2 separate regions of the Mus musculus genome follow, and region 1 is linked to region 2. The links are chromatin contacts, found by Hi-C or POLR2A ChIA-PET in ENCODE. All regions are on one chromosome and are shown on one strand. The core of a region is the stretch at or near the end of the contact, and the rest is flanking DNA. Distances in the headings are between cores, read along the strand shown. Region 1 overlaps A930035F09Rik (a long non-coding RNA gene). Region 2 holds the start of A930035F09Rik (a long non-coding RNA gene).

The links. A loop is a pair of places that touch in the nucleus more often than their neighbours do. ChIA-PET counts read pairs that join two places held with the same protein, here RNA polymerase II (POLR2A).
Region 1: a map of heart shows a loop between it and region 2 (6-fold over the local background). The contact joins the enhancer-like site here to the promoter of A930035F09Rik in region 2. A Hi-C loop is called at or near these places in 9 of 37 maps with a recorded cell type or tissue (gastrocnemius, heart and left cerebral cortex). POLR2A ChIA-PET finds 5 or more read pairs at or near these places in 1 of 5 experiments (Patski).

What each region holds. Positions count from the first base shown.
Region 1 is chr8:128,216,775-128,223,296 of GRCm38, reverse strand. The region is part of intron 1 of A930035F09Rik (a long non-coding RNA gene); the gene reads left to right. Among named protein-coding and RNA genes, the nearest start is that of Mir21c, 58 kb to the left of the region's middle. Within about 2 kb of position 3,601, at least 1 of the 3 ENCODE cell types and tissues checked has a DNase peak (open chromatin) inside an H3K27ac peak, as active enhancers do; it is heart, where a contact is called at or near this core.
Region 2 is chr8:128,356,729-128,363,025 of GRCm38, reverse strand. A930035F09Rik (a long non-coding RNA gene) reads left to right here and starts at 4,789. Exons shown (of 3, transcript XR_879381.3): 1 at 4,789-5,645. Nrp1 (neuropilin 1) reads right to left here and starts at 3,953. Exons shown (of 17, transcript NM_008737.2): 1 at 3,394-3,953. The coding sequence starts at 3,466. Mir1903 (microRNA 1903) reads right to left here and starts at 3,785; the gene lies at 3,706-3,785.

The DNA.
Region 1 (6,522 bases), core at 2,352-4,851, 140 kb after region 2:
AAATTGCAAAACAATTGCACAAGCACTATAAATAGCCAGTGAGGATGTAAGAGGGTAGAACATTACAATTGTGTGGAAGTCCTGAAAATGGCCAAAATCAAATCCATCTTACCCTCCAGCCACTTCACTCCTGAATATATTCCCAAAGGAAATGAAACCAGCACCCCAAAGAGGACTGCATATCTAGGTGTTTCCGTGCATAGTAGCCTAGATACAGAATCAGTCAAAATGCCTGGAAAGAGATGAATGAATACATAAAATATGGCATACAGACACAGTGGGCTATTACCCAACTATAGAAAAGGACAGAATCCTGCATTTACAGAAAATGGATGGAAGTGAAGATTATTATGTCAAATGAAATAAGCCTGAGAGATAGATGGGCACTATACACTCAGCTGAATATGGGATGGACGCTGAAAACATGAACCTGAATGCAGAATAGTGACAATAGGAAGTTTGGAAGAGACTTAAGGATGAGGAATAGCTGAAAAGTTACACAAGCTGATCTCATGGAAATACCACACTGACTCCTCACTAATAAGTGGCACTAATTAATCAACAAAAAAAGAAAGAAAGAAAGAAAGAAAGAAAGAGAGAGAGAGAGAGAAGGAAGAAAGGAAGAAAGGAAGAAAGGAAGAAAGAAAGAAAGAAAGAAAGAAAGAAAGAAAGAAAGAAAGAAAGGAAGGAAGGAAGGAAGGAAGGAAGAGAGAGAGGAAGAAAGGAAGGAAGAAAGAAAGGTGAGCACAGAATCTTGTTACAGAAGCTGTTCTGTATCCTTCCTCCCCTCTTAAAATCTTATTTCAAATAAGTTTGGTCCTTTTACATAGAGTATTTTGGGACCTCCTGTGCACTCCATCGCTTTGAGGTTTCTCTGCTGTTGAATATATGTTTTCAAATTGTGTTATTATGCAGCACACTTTGGTGATTGTCTTTGCTCTTAGATACGTGCTTACATTGTTGATTGTGTTTGTTTGTGGTCATAAAAGCTACATGATATAAGGGTTTGTACTGTAAAGGCTTTTATACGTTTTCATTTTTAAGCTGTCTCCTCCTCATCTTCTTGCTCCTCTCTCACTCTGAAGGTCCCTTTATCTTGACTTTCAATATAAAAATTAGAGATGACTCAGTGGACTTGGAGCCAGCTTGGGAAAGATCAAAATGCCAAAAACTTAATTTTGTAAAACAACTCTGTCTCCTTCAAAGTTGGACCCACTCCTGTTTTAACCTCCATTCAATGTCTGACTACCAGGCTCAGACACTGATGCCAGAGAACCCATCTCAATCATAGCACACCCTGGGTGTTCACAGGGCCTGAGTGAATTGAAGGTTACCTGTGATGAGCACAGAACCTAATTCTCCAAAGTCACCATTCCCCTCCCCTTGAAACTTGTGGTGCTTGTGGGACTCTGACTGCATCAACCAGACATTCTGATTAAAATCTAATTATTTAAAAAGCCACCAGATATGTGTTGCTTGAAAATAGGAGGGACAGAGGAAGGGACAGAGAAGGTACAAAGCACACTGATATACCTACATGTATATCTACATCTATCTATCTATCTATCTATCTATCTATCTATCTATCTATCTATCTTTAACCTGGAATAAACTTTCTTAAATCATTACCTAAAGGGCTTTGTCACAAAATTTGCTACATCAACTTTTGGTACGGTAACAAAATGTTTCTATTTTATTTTATAAATAAAATGAGGTAAAACCTAGCTTGTTTCAAGTAAGTATGGGATATTTTAGAATTATTGTGCCATATTATATAATAAGTGATACATAAATGTTCATGGTCTGGGGGAAACTCAGTCTGTAAAGCATGGGGCCTGGACTTTGATTCCCCAGAACCCACATAAAAAACCTAAGCCTGACCATAAGTCTCTATGATCCCTGTGCTGGGAAGTTGGAAGCCTGGAGATCCCTGGGGTAAGCTCAGTGAGATACCTTATCTAAAAACATATGGTGGACATCAATTGAGTAAGACATCCAAAGTTTACCTCTGGTCTTACCGCATCCCTATCCCACATATATAAATGCATGAGAGTTCAAAAAGCCTTTTTATCTTAACATTTCTTCTGTATATGTATTTGCATGTAATATATGCATGAGTACATATTTGTGTGTGTACATGCATATACAGATATATGTGTGTGCGTGTACATGGGATGGTGTCAGAGGTTTGTATTAACCATTTTCTTAATAGAAACAAAAACTTTCAGTTTTTGAGCTACCAATTGCCTAGTTTGGCTCATCAGCAAGTTCTAGGGAATCAACCTATCTCTGCCCCACCCCACCAGTATGGTTATAGGTGTTATAGGTGCACACCACTATGCCCAGCTTCTAGTGGGTGCTAGGGATTCAAATTAGGTAATTATGCTGGCATACCATGCACTTTACCAACTGAGCATCCTTCCAGTTCTCCCAGCCCTGGCAAAAATCAAAAACCAAAAACCAAAACCAACAACATCAAGAAAAAAAAAAGTGGGATAATAACATAGGTTTTCTTTCTTTTCATTAGTGCCCCGAGCAGGCTGTATAGGGTTATAAAGTCTTAAGTTAATGAACTTAAGTGAGATACCTTATCTAAAAACATATGGTGGACATGACCAGAGGCCATTGTAACATTTCCAGATGGGAGAAGAGAGCCAGGTACGACTGTTCTGGAAAGGTCATAAGCCTGTGTATAGAAGAGAATTAAAAGTGCAGTTCTGAATGACCAACACACAATGCTTTTGTGGTAGTTTTCTGAAGAGAATGTTGGATCAATATAAAACCATGTCCAATTGGCAGTGATGTCTAAAATAACTTCAGATCTGGCTTCAGAAAGAGCTAGGAGAGAAAAAAGAATTACACAAAGAAGCATGTGGGCAACAAGAAATTTGTCTTTCATAGAACAATCTTGATAACAGATAATTCATTCACAGAAGCTCCTGAAAGTATTCAGCATGCTTGTGACAGAAGTCTAGAATAATGAGAAAAGGGTGCATGTCTCAATTCAGTCTAAGACATATCATTCTGAGGGCTGGGAAGACGGCTGTCAGTAAAGAGTTTGTCTTACAAGCATAGGACTTGAATATGATCTTCAGAACCCATGTTGAAATGTTGGTCACATATGCTTGAAACCTTGGTGCTAAGAAGAAGAGACAGGTAGATCCCGGTGGCCTGATTGCCAGGAAGCCTAGACGACTTGTAGTGTTCCAGACCGAGATTGGCAGCACTAAAGGAATCATACCCAGGGATGGTCTCCGGCTACCACATGTATGCAAACAAACGTACATGCAAACGTACATGCACACATTCATGCACACACACGCACACACACACTCTTACCATTTGACATAAGAGCTTGTAGTTGTATGAATTTTATAAGCCATGAACATGACTGTCTCTTCATTTACTAGGATTTATGCAGTAACTAGAGCACTATTAAAGACAATCTCTGAAGGTCAGAACAATGTGAACAGCCTGGATGTGTGCACTGTCAGCTGAATAAGCCATGGGGCTGAAGGGATAGGCCTGGAATTCTTCCACAGAGTAGGCCTGGCAAATTCCCATGAAATTAGGTCACTAGGCAAGTGTCCCAGGGCTGGCAGCATACTTAGGATTCTTACCTAATCTCCCTTCTAAGTGTATTTTTTAAGAGTCTTTAGCACTTAGAAATTTTGCTAAGGTAGTATCTGAAATAGCAGAATGGTCTGGAAGTACATCAGATGAATGCTAAGTCTGAAGAATACAGATTAGAAAGCCCAAAGAAGGAAGAGGGAAGCTTAGACATAGAGACTCCAGGGTAAGGACTATTCCATTAACAAGCATTTACCACAAATGTTCAATATGTCCAATAGTCCAGTGTCTCTGTAAGTCAGGAAGTAGAAGTCCTAGGTTGGGTTTCCATTCATTGGAAATTTGGTAACAGCCCAAATAGGGCAAATGCACCATTTTAACCCACACCTCCCCTCTGATGCTCTTCAGAAAGATGACCTTGACTCTGGATGCAATAAGTCTGGAAGCACTGGCCTACCATACTGAATTACAAGGTTTACTCTCTTCTGGCATCTCAGAGTTCCAATTCTGTTTTTAGATTCCTCTTTCCTGGCACCTTTGCTTTTAAATTTCTCTGAACAAATACCCACTTGAGTGCTCTTGGAGATCCAATAGTGGTTCTTAATCAACAGAACGTTAAGGTCAAGTGTTTGGAACTTAAAGAATTCTCCTTTATCTTAGTATGTAGTTATTCCCCATGTAGCCAGTAACAATACAACTTCCCGGGGAATAGTTAGAACCTCCAGTCACTGTCTGAAGTTCCTGACAGGGTGAGAAGGTAGTCCTTTGCCTCTGTGTGCCTCACTGAAAAGGTGACACATGCTCATAGAACACTCATAAAAAGATAACATCTTAGACTCAGAGTCTGACAATGTGGGCTTTTTAAATTTTTTTTCAAAAGGAAGTATTAGGCACTGGCCACTCTCAACTAACAGGTTAAAATTATGTGTTAGAGGGATGTCTGCCTCCTGATGGGGACACCACGATGTTACATGTACCCTCCTTTAGCTTCAATTCACTGACAGCAGAATTTTCTGTTTCTTATTAATTTTATCATCTTCTAATAGTGAGGAATTGCTCATGTCACATTGTAAACCTAATTATTTGAAAAAGGATGTTATATCACATGTGGCTGACTGCTTATCTGTAATGTGCAGAAATACTAATCTTATTTGGAAATAACCACAAGGATCTGCTAAATTATGGATAAAGTCTGAATCACTTTATGCCTAATTATAAAAATAATGAGTAAAATATCAAAGAAATTTGTTTGGGGAATTCTAGTGAGAGAAAGAAGCACTAATAATTTTCCTAATAGGACTTTGGAAATAACTATACTCCCAGTTTTATAGGAAAATAGTTTCATTATTATTAATGTTTTTAATTCCCAAAAGTTAGTTGTGATTTTTTTTCTTTACATAAGCTTGCTTGGAAAACAGACAAAATGATATCATTATTATGTGAATTTTATTGTCTCTCTATGAAAGCAAATATAAACAGAAAGATTAATTTCAGATAAAGATAAAGACATCTTTGCAACTAAACAGTCCTTGGCAAATGAGTTTAATTTCCTGGGACTTGATGTCTGCATCTATAAAATAAAGAGACTGGGATTAGATCACCCCTGATGGGAATCCTGAGGGTGTGTGTTCCTCAGTCAGAGGGATCTGCACGTCTCTATACTCACTGCCCTATGGAAGACTCCTGGGAAGGCTGTGCATTGGGGGGCTTCACCTCTGCTGATGTCAAATGGTCCCAGTTGATTTAGATACAGAATTACCCTCTGGCTGCTTTATTTGACTAAGTCAAAATAGCCACAGTTTTGGTGAGTGCTGGCTGGAAGGATAGTAAGTGCCCCAGTCCCCATAGCGAGTTGTTTTGTGTGCTTCAGACAAGACAGTGAAGAGCTAAGCCTGGTGTCCTTTCCTCTCCTTTCTCCTTCACCCCAACTAGCCTCAAACTCACTGTATGGCTGAGGATGATCTTGAACTCCAGATCCTCTGACCTCTGCCTTCCCACACAGATATTCATCACTAAGCTTTAGTAGGGGCTTTATGCATGCTGGACAAGAATCTACTCAGCTACTTCTCTAGCCCTCATTTCCCCTTAAACAAATATTAGAATCCCGTATCTTCATAAATCCGTTGTGCTTTCTCATGTCTTAAGATACCCAGATTTTTAGCTTCCACAAACATTGAAAGTCACAAATGCCATGAACATTTAAAGGACCATAAGTTAAACCTACCTACAACTCATGTGCCACTTAGGGACAAGTCTTTTTAAATTAATAAACAAATCCCAAGGGCACAAAAGGGACAGATGACCAGAACTCTAGTCTAGACTTTCTCATGCTTCATTAACTGTCACAGATCACTAACCACATTTACTCTTCAAGCACTGACAATTGTCACCTCGCACATGGTGGCACACATGCTGAAGAATGAAAGAAAGCCACTCATTTAAGTTACAGTTGAGACATAAAATGGGTGTTGTAGGAGTTGATGCTGATGCTAAGGTCCTGTTCACCAATTGGTTCTTGATCCATCAGTAAAGGAAGAAGAGACCAGTGACTAAGAACAGGGCGGGACCCTTAGAGTTGGCAGAATTGAGGGAGCTGGGGAAGAAGAAGGAGGTAGTAGCTGCAGGAGATAAAGCCATCTACATTTTTGGTTTGAGTGGCCAATGGCTACTCTATTCAATTATGTCTGGGGTGGCAGGGGAAGTTTAGCAGTGCACAGTCATTAGGTTAGCAAAGGCATTTTAAGATTAACTGGTGTGTGTGTGTGTGTGTGTGTGTGTGTGTGTGTGTGTGTGTATGTGTGTGTGTGTGTGTGTGTGTGTGTGTTGTTGTTGTTGTTGTTGTTGTTGCTTCCTCAGTGGATCTGGGTGGGGGATGGTAGTGCAGCCTGTTCCCAAAGCTTAAGGCATAGTAGCAAAAGCTACACACTACAGTGTAACTGATGATAAAACATT
Region 2 (6,297 bases), core at 3,540-6,039:
CACCACATCCACAGAAAGCCTACTGTGATCTGAGATGCTTTTCCCTCACACCCAAACTTCCTTCCAAAGAAAGAGGTCTTCTAGCATTAAAAACATTAAACCCCCTCAATTGATGTTAACACAGCCCCCTGGGAGCTCCTGCTAGACTTAATTATCTTCCAAGAAGTGTAATCACATTAAGGAACCGCTCTAAGTGGAAGGTGCCTAAAAGATGCTGTGCCACTCCTTGCAAGTGGCTTTTTGATGATAAGCCTGGTCAGTGTCATTGACCAGTGGGGACTGTCTTCCAGGACTTTGATTGGCCTGAAGCCTAACCTCCTTTTGTTGTTGTTTTATCTGCCTGTAAATCTAAGTGATTTTGAGTTATCTCTGCTTTTGAGACTCAAATCAGCAGAGAACAAAGTGCAGCTGGTGATGCAGAAAGAACTCGGCTTTACTTATCCAAGTTGTTCAGCCTTGGAGACCAGATCAAAGCAATGGGGCAGAAAGAAAAATAAATAGCCACACAGCATTAATTCTAATTACTAAATGTTAGGGGAAGCCTCGGCCACTGAGGTCTGGGTATCACAGATGGTGAGCTATGTCTTCACATCCCAGGAAAGAAAAGCTCTCCAGTTTTCAACCTTTACTGAAAAACAAACCACCACCACTACAAAACCTCAAATGCTGGAGTGACTCTCTAATAGCTAAATAAACCAGACTCTGGGCTGGTTTACAATTCAGCATAGATCGCTACTGTCACTCTCTATTATGGGTTTCGCACAGGAGAGCCACAGCCTGCAAATGCCACCCCATTTATTGATGCTTAATTTTAGGCAATAAAAATTTGGTGCATAAACTATGTAGGAAGTACAGGTATGAAATATTGAAATGTATAAGCCTATCAATCACAAACATCCAGTAATGGTATATATAGATTTTAATATTACATCTAATAGATTCCCTGTGGAAAGAGAATGGCATTCTTTGCTCTCAGCATGAATTTATAAATCTAAGGAATTTTATTACAGGAAAACCAGGTCAAATGGAAATGAAAGATGAAGTGCACATCAAAAATGCATAAAGCTACATGCATTACAGAAGTCATTTCCCATAAATTAAAAAGAAGACAATATAAATTATGTTGTTTTCTCCAATTGCTAGATGTTTCTGGCTGTTTCTTAGATTGGAGTGGGTTGGTCCTACAGATTCGCTTCCCATTGGTTTTTAAAAGCTTTAGGTCTTCAAGAAGAACTAATGTTGCAACCAACGCTCAGAATCTCAGCTAATGACGTTAGCCAGCTCAGTGGTGTGATTCTGCAGAGGCTCTGGCATTATTTTGTTTTGTGCAGAAATCTTGGAGAGTGACCCCCTCAGCCCCACCCCCCAGCTCATTAAGTCACTCCAGCTCTGTGTAGCCACCATGGCATCTGTTAGGAGAGAGAAATAAAACAGTCGACAGATAGTCACTTCAGAAGACAGTGAGGTGGGGTTGGTACCATACCAGAGCACTTTAATCTGTGACTTCTGAGAAAGTGACAGTGTAATAAGATAATGTGGACTGCTGGACTCCCACACTCTGTTCAGTCTCTCTAACACTTGATTAGGAGAGAGCGATTCCTAATGACTGTGGACCATTAGTCCTAAATAAGGTTAATGAATTAATTTAGTAGACACTTACTGGGAGGAGGTGGATATGGTTTTAAGAGGACTAGAGAGTTACTGAGTCATGTGCCAGCCCTGGCCACCTCAAGCATAGCAATAAGGTTTCAGTTGAGTGGAGTCCAGATTCTCAGCATCCCCCACATTTCTGCTAAGAAAATTAAAAAGTGTGTGTGTGTGTGTGTGTGTGTGTGTGTGTGTTGTTCAGTACCACACAAGTCTTAATGCTCTTCACATTGGTTATTATGACCATCTTTTGGGTACCCCAACATGGCTCTAACCCAGTGTTGTTCTCTATCTGTGGGTTTCAACCCCTTTGGCAAGCCTCTTTCTCCAAAAATATTTACATTACGATTTATAACAGTAGCAAAACTACAGCTATGAAGTAGCAACAAAAATAATTTTATGGTTGGGGGTCACCACAGCATGAACTGTACTAAAAGGGTTGCAGCATTAGGAAAGTTGAGGGCCTCCACTCCATCCTTACGCATTATGAAGGATAACCGTTTGAGTTCTAAACATTTGAGTTCTTTCTGTTAGAGGAAAAAGATATTTCATTCCCTGCCAGAGTATAGAAGCACTCCACCAACTCAGGTTCATTAACAAATTGAACTCCACATTCATGATTTTTTGAGTGTTTGGCTTCCCTTCCAGAGTATATAGGAAGATGCCGCCAACTCGAATTCATTAATAAATTGAATTCCAGCCGTGTTCACAAAAATTTTGCATATCTTTTGAGAACACTGCTTGGTACCTGTTGGGGGAGATCTATAGTTGAAATCACAAAACCTGGGGAAAGCACATTAAGGAGATTAACTTCTATCATAAAGGAGTGATTTAAATTCTTCCTGGTAGAGCCCTCCGCTCAGCTCTTATTAAAACAATATACTACAATAAGTGGTAGATGCACTTTTCTCCTAATTACTTTGATTGAAATCTGAGCCAGACAAAGTAAACATTTAGCTATTAGTTAATAATAATGATGAAGATCTACTGTTCCGATCAGCCCTTGCCTAGCCTTCAGCACCTTTCCAGGGGACGTGGAACACATTTGTACCAGATCCCATTTTAAACACACTCTTTATGTTCCAAGGCACTGTTTATACCCAGGACTGCCTTTCATTTACTTAACAGTGAGTGGTTTTAAAAGCCAACTGGAAGCTGCAACAGGGTTACGAATTCTCAGACACGCTGGTACCTCACACTGAATAGATCCAAAGCCTTTATTGACAGTGCGACTTTCATTCATACTTCAGACTGATCACAGACGGTTTACAAAGGCAGCGGAGAGTTCCAGCGCCAAGACTGACCGCTATCTCTCTGTGTCGCCCACCAGAGGAAACCGAGCAGGGGTGTTTTGAGGAGAACCAGGAAGTCCTCCCGGTGAAGTGTTCATTAACTCTCAGCAGCCATCAGATTTTTGAAAGGGAGTCTCATTTAATTGCCTCTGGGAGGAAACATTATTAAGATAATTGGTGTGCTGATCTGGGAAGGTAGGCAGCTCTGTCTCGAAACAGAGGCAGGAGAAGCCAGCAACCAACTGGAGCAGGGGGCCGAGGGTTTGTGGTCCTCCTGCCCCAGACGCCCTGACTTCTCCGTTCCTTGCGCAGGCAAGTTTCCTGCGCCCGGCAGCCGTGCGCGCGTCCCGTGGCTGGGGCTGGAAGTCCCGTGGCTGGGGCTGGAACCCCTTCGCCCGAGGGGACTCGGCAGCCCCGGGCACTCTGGTTGCTCCCGTCTCCGGCTGTCACTTACCGCTGCGGAAAGCGCCCGCCAGGGCGAGGGCAAGGGCGAGCGTGGCGCACAGCAACGGCAGCCCCCTCTCCATCCTCCTTCGCCAAGCCAGTCCCCAGGCAGCCGCAGGAGAACACGATTGCGCGGACGAAAAACCAGCAAACGATAATCTTAACAATCCGAAACGCTCTTAAGTCCGCCTAAGAACCAGAAAATCCTCAGCGGGTCTTGGCGGGGAAGGCTAGCGGCGAGGCAATGCCTGAATTCGCGAGAAGCGCTTTTCTTTTTGTGTCTCAAGTCGCCTGCATCCTGTCATTTAGCTCCGATTTCCTCTCCCTTTTCCCACACTTGTTCCTCTTCCAGGAGCCACTGCCCGGGCCATGTCTCAGGAAGAAGAAGAAGGAGGAAAAAAAAGAGGGGAGGAGTTGCGAGGAGGAGGGGAGAGGGCGGGCGACACACCAAAGCCAATTTCTAGAGGGAAAGAAAAAAAAAATCCCGCTTGATTCTGGACGGGTTGGAGCCGAGGAGCTGGCGCCCAGAGGAGGTCCGGGTTGTCTGCGGGAAGGAGAGAGAGCAATGAAAAGATGAGCGGGAGAGCAAGGACTTTCTCCACTGGCACCCGCCTCTCTCTCCGACCTCCCCCTCCCTCCCAGAGCCCTTCCCTCCCTTCCTCCCGCCCCCTCCCCGCACAGCTCTGCCAGTGATTGCCTGGCTGGAGATTCAGAGACACAAGTTTCTCTCCGCGTGCTTTCCCGGTTGGTCCTCTGGGCTCCCCCCTCCACCCCACCTCCGGGTACCCTGCTGTGCTCTCCGCGGGAAGAAGGTCACTAGGGAGCAGGTTGTCTGCGCCCAGAGCGCAAGGTCACGTATGTGTGTCAGAAGGGGCAGTACAAGTGGTACCAGCCCCAGTGGCAGGCTAGTCTACCTTGACGAGATCTCTGCACCCCAGAACTGAACTAGGCTGCTCGTGTAGGCGAGGATCCTGGAGTCAAGGAGTTCCGAGAGACCGGGGTTAGCTGCTACTTCACGGAACTCCTAATCCCTAGGTACCGGCGCCCCCGGAGGCGTGGATCGCGCTGTCAGTCCCCGCTTTCACTTCCTGGGTGTCAGCCTGAGGTTTGGGGCAGGAAGCAGTCGGGCGCTCCAGGACGCTCCGAGTAGGACTTAGACTAAAAGAAGAACGCCTTGGTTGTTCTGCGAGACACGCTGTTGATCTTAGAGAACTGTGACCCAGTCTGCCACGTAAAGCATAGGCAGACTTTCTTAGAGCACGGACCCTGGCTGCAGCGGAACAAGGTCTCCTCGCCGTGCATAAAGGCGAGGATGGGTACCTGATACCCCCATCCCCACCCCTGACGCTTCAGGCTGCATTGTTCCCCGAGATTTGGTCCCCTCTTCTTTGGGGTTACATGAGCTCGGAGGATGGATGGTGGCGCGCCTTTCAGCTAGGGGGCAGCCGCCAACAGTCGCAGACCAGCCACGTAGAACTCCAAGAATCTGAATCAGGGGTCGAGGGACCCATTTCTGTGCACACCGAGGGAAGGATAAGACTGGCAACGACCCCTTGTGAGGGTGACAGGATGATCTTTGCAAGGGTCTCCTAGTGCCAGGTTTAGATTACAGGCAATTGTGTCTACTGATCCTCCAGCCTCATACGCCACCCACTTACGAGGTGCGTCCCTGGTGTCTGCCCAGTGCCTCCCCTCCCCCATGTAGTCCGGTTCCATCCTCGAGGGCTTTCCGAGAACTGCAGCAGGTGGCTTTGGTTTATGAATAGCAAGGACACCCAGGGACATAAACTGGTTGAGGCTTCTGATCAAGTACATATACCGGGCTCAATGACCTCCGAAGGAGCTGGTGGGTAAGGTGAAAAGGTCATACGCCTTCTGGGAAGTGGCATTTATAGACATACTGCCACCACAGAGACTGACTCCTACCTGGTACAAGGGGTTGCAAAGATTTGGGAATGCTGGCAAGGAGACTCTGGTCAAAGGTTTTGGCTGAAAAACTAGGGTCATTCAGGGAGAAAGATCGCTCAGGACACTGGTGCCCTAGGCCAGGACTCTGCGTTGGATGTCTGGGCTGGGCGCTGAATTGAGGCTTGTCCGTTGTGCGGATCTCCCTCCTGGGCTCCCGCGCAGGACCCACTGGCTCCAGAGTCCAGCCTTCTTTCCGGCCCTGGTTACCAGCCCCGCCTCCAACGCAGCCTCTCCCTCCCTGCCCCACCGCAGCGCCAACCCTGCGTGCAGAGAGCCAGCCCCGGAGCGCCCCCGGTTAGTCGCCCCTAGCTTCCTCTTTGGTTCTCCGACCCTTTGGAACTCCGGGTGGGTTGGTTGGGCGTGCCAGAAGGCCGGGAGTCAAACGCCTGAGTCGAGCGGAAGGGGCAGTCGTGAGGCCGTTGGCCCTCTGCAGGCAAGGTCTAGGCGATAGCCGCGCCCAGGGTAAAGCTAGGGGAACGAGAGTGGCGGCGGCGGGGGGGGGGGGGGGGGGGGGGCGGCAGCCCTGGCGATGTGCCACACGGAGCGCGTGTCCCCGCCTCCCTGCGCCAGGCATCGGGCGCATCCTTGCCAATTCCAACTATGTTGGGCAAGCCTTAGATTCAGGGTGACCCCGCGCCACCCTAGTCCTGGAGTCCAACGGACAGGCGCCTCGCCGGACTTGGCGAGTCGACATAAGAGGGAAACCAGGCCAAAATTGTGGAGATCCAGATCCTTGTCTCTTTCCGAAGAGGAACCCCTTTGCCTGGCTAGCCCAGGCGAAGCTGAAGCCTGTATTTAACCAATCTGCCCTGGGTCGGGTGAGATAAGGGGCACACTTAGGACACTTGAGTGATCAACTGGTGCGCCCTGGAAGGGACAGTTCCCCATACCCAGAAACAAGAAGCTTGGGGAACCAGTGAAAGACTCCTAGTTTTCTGGCTCAGCC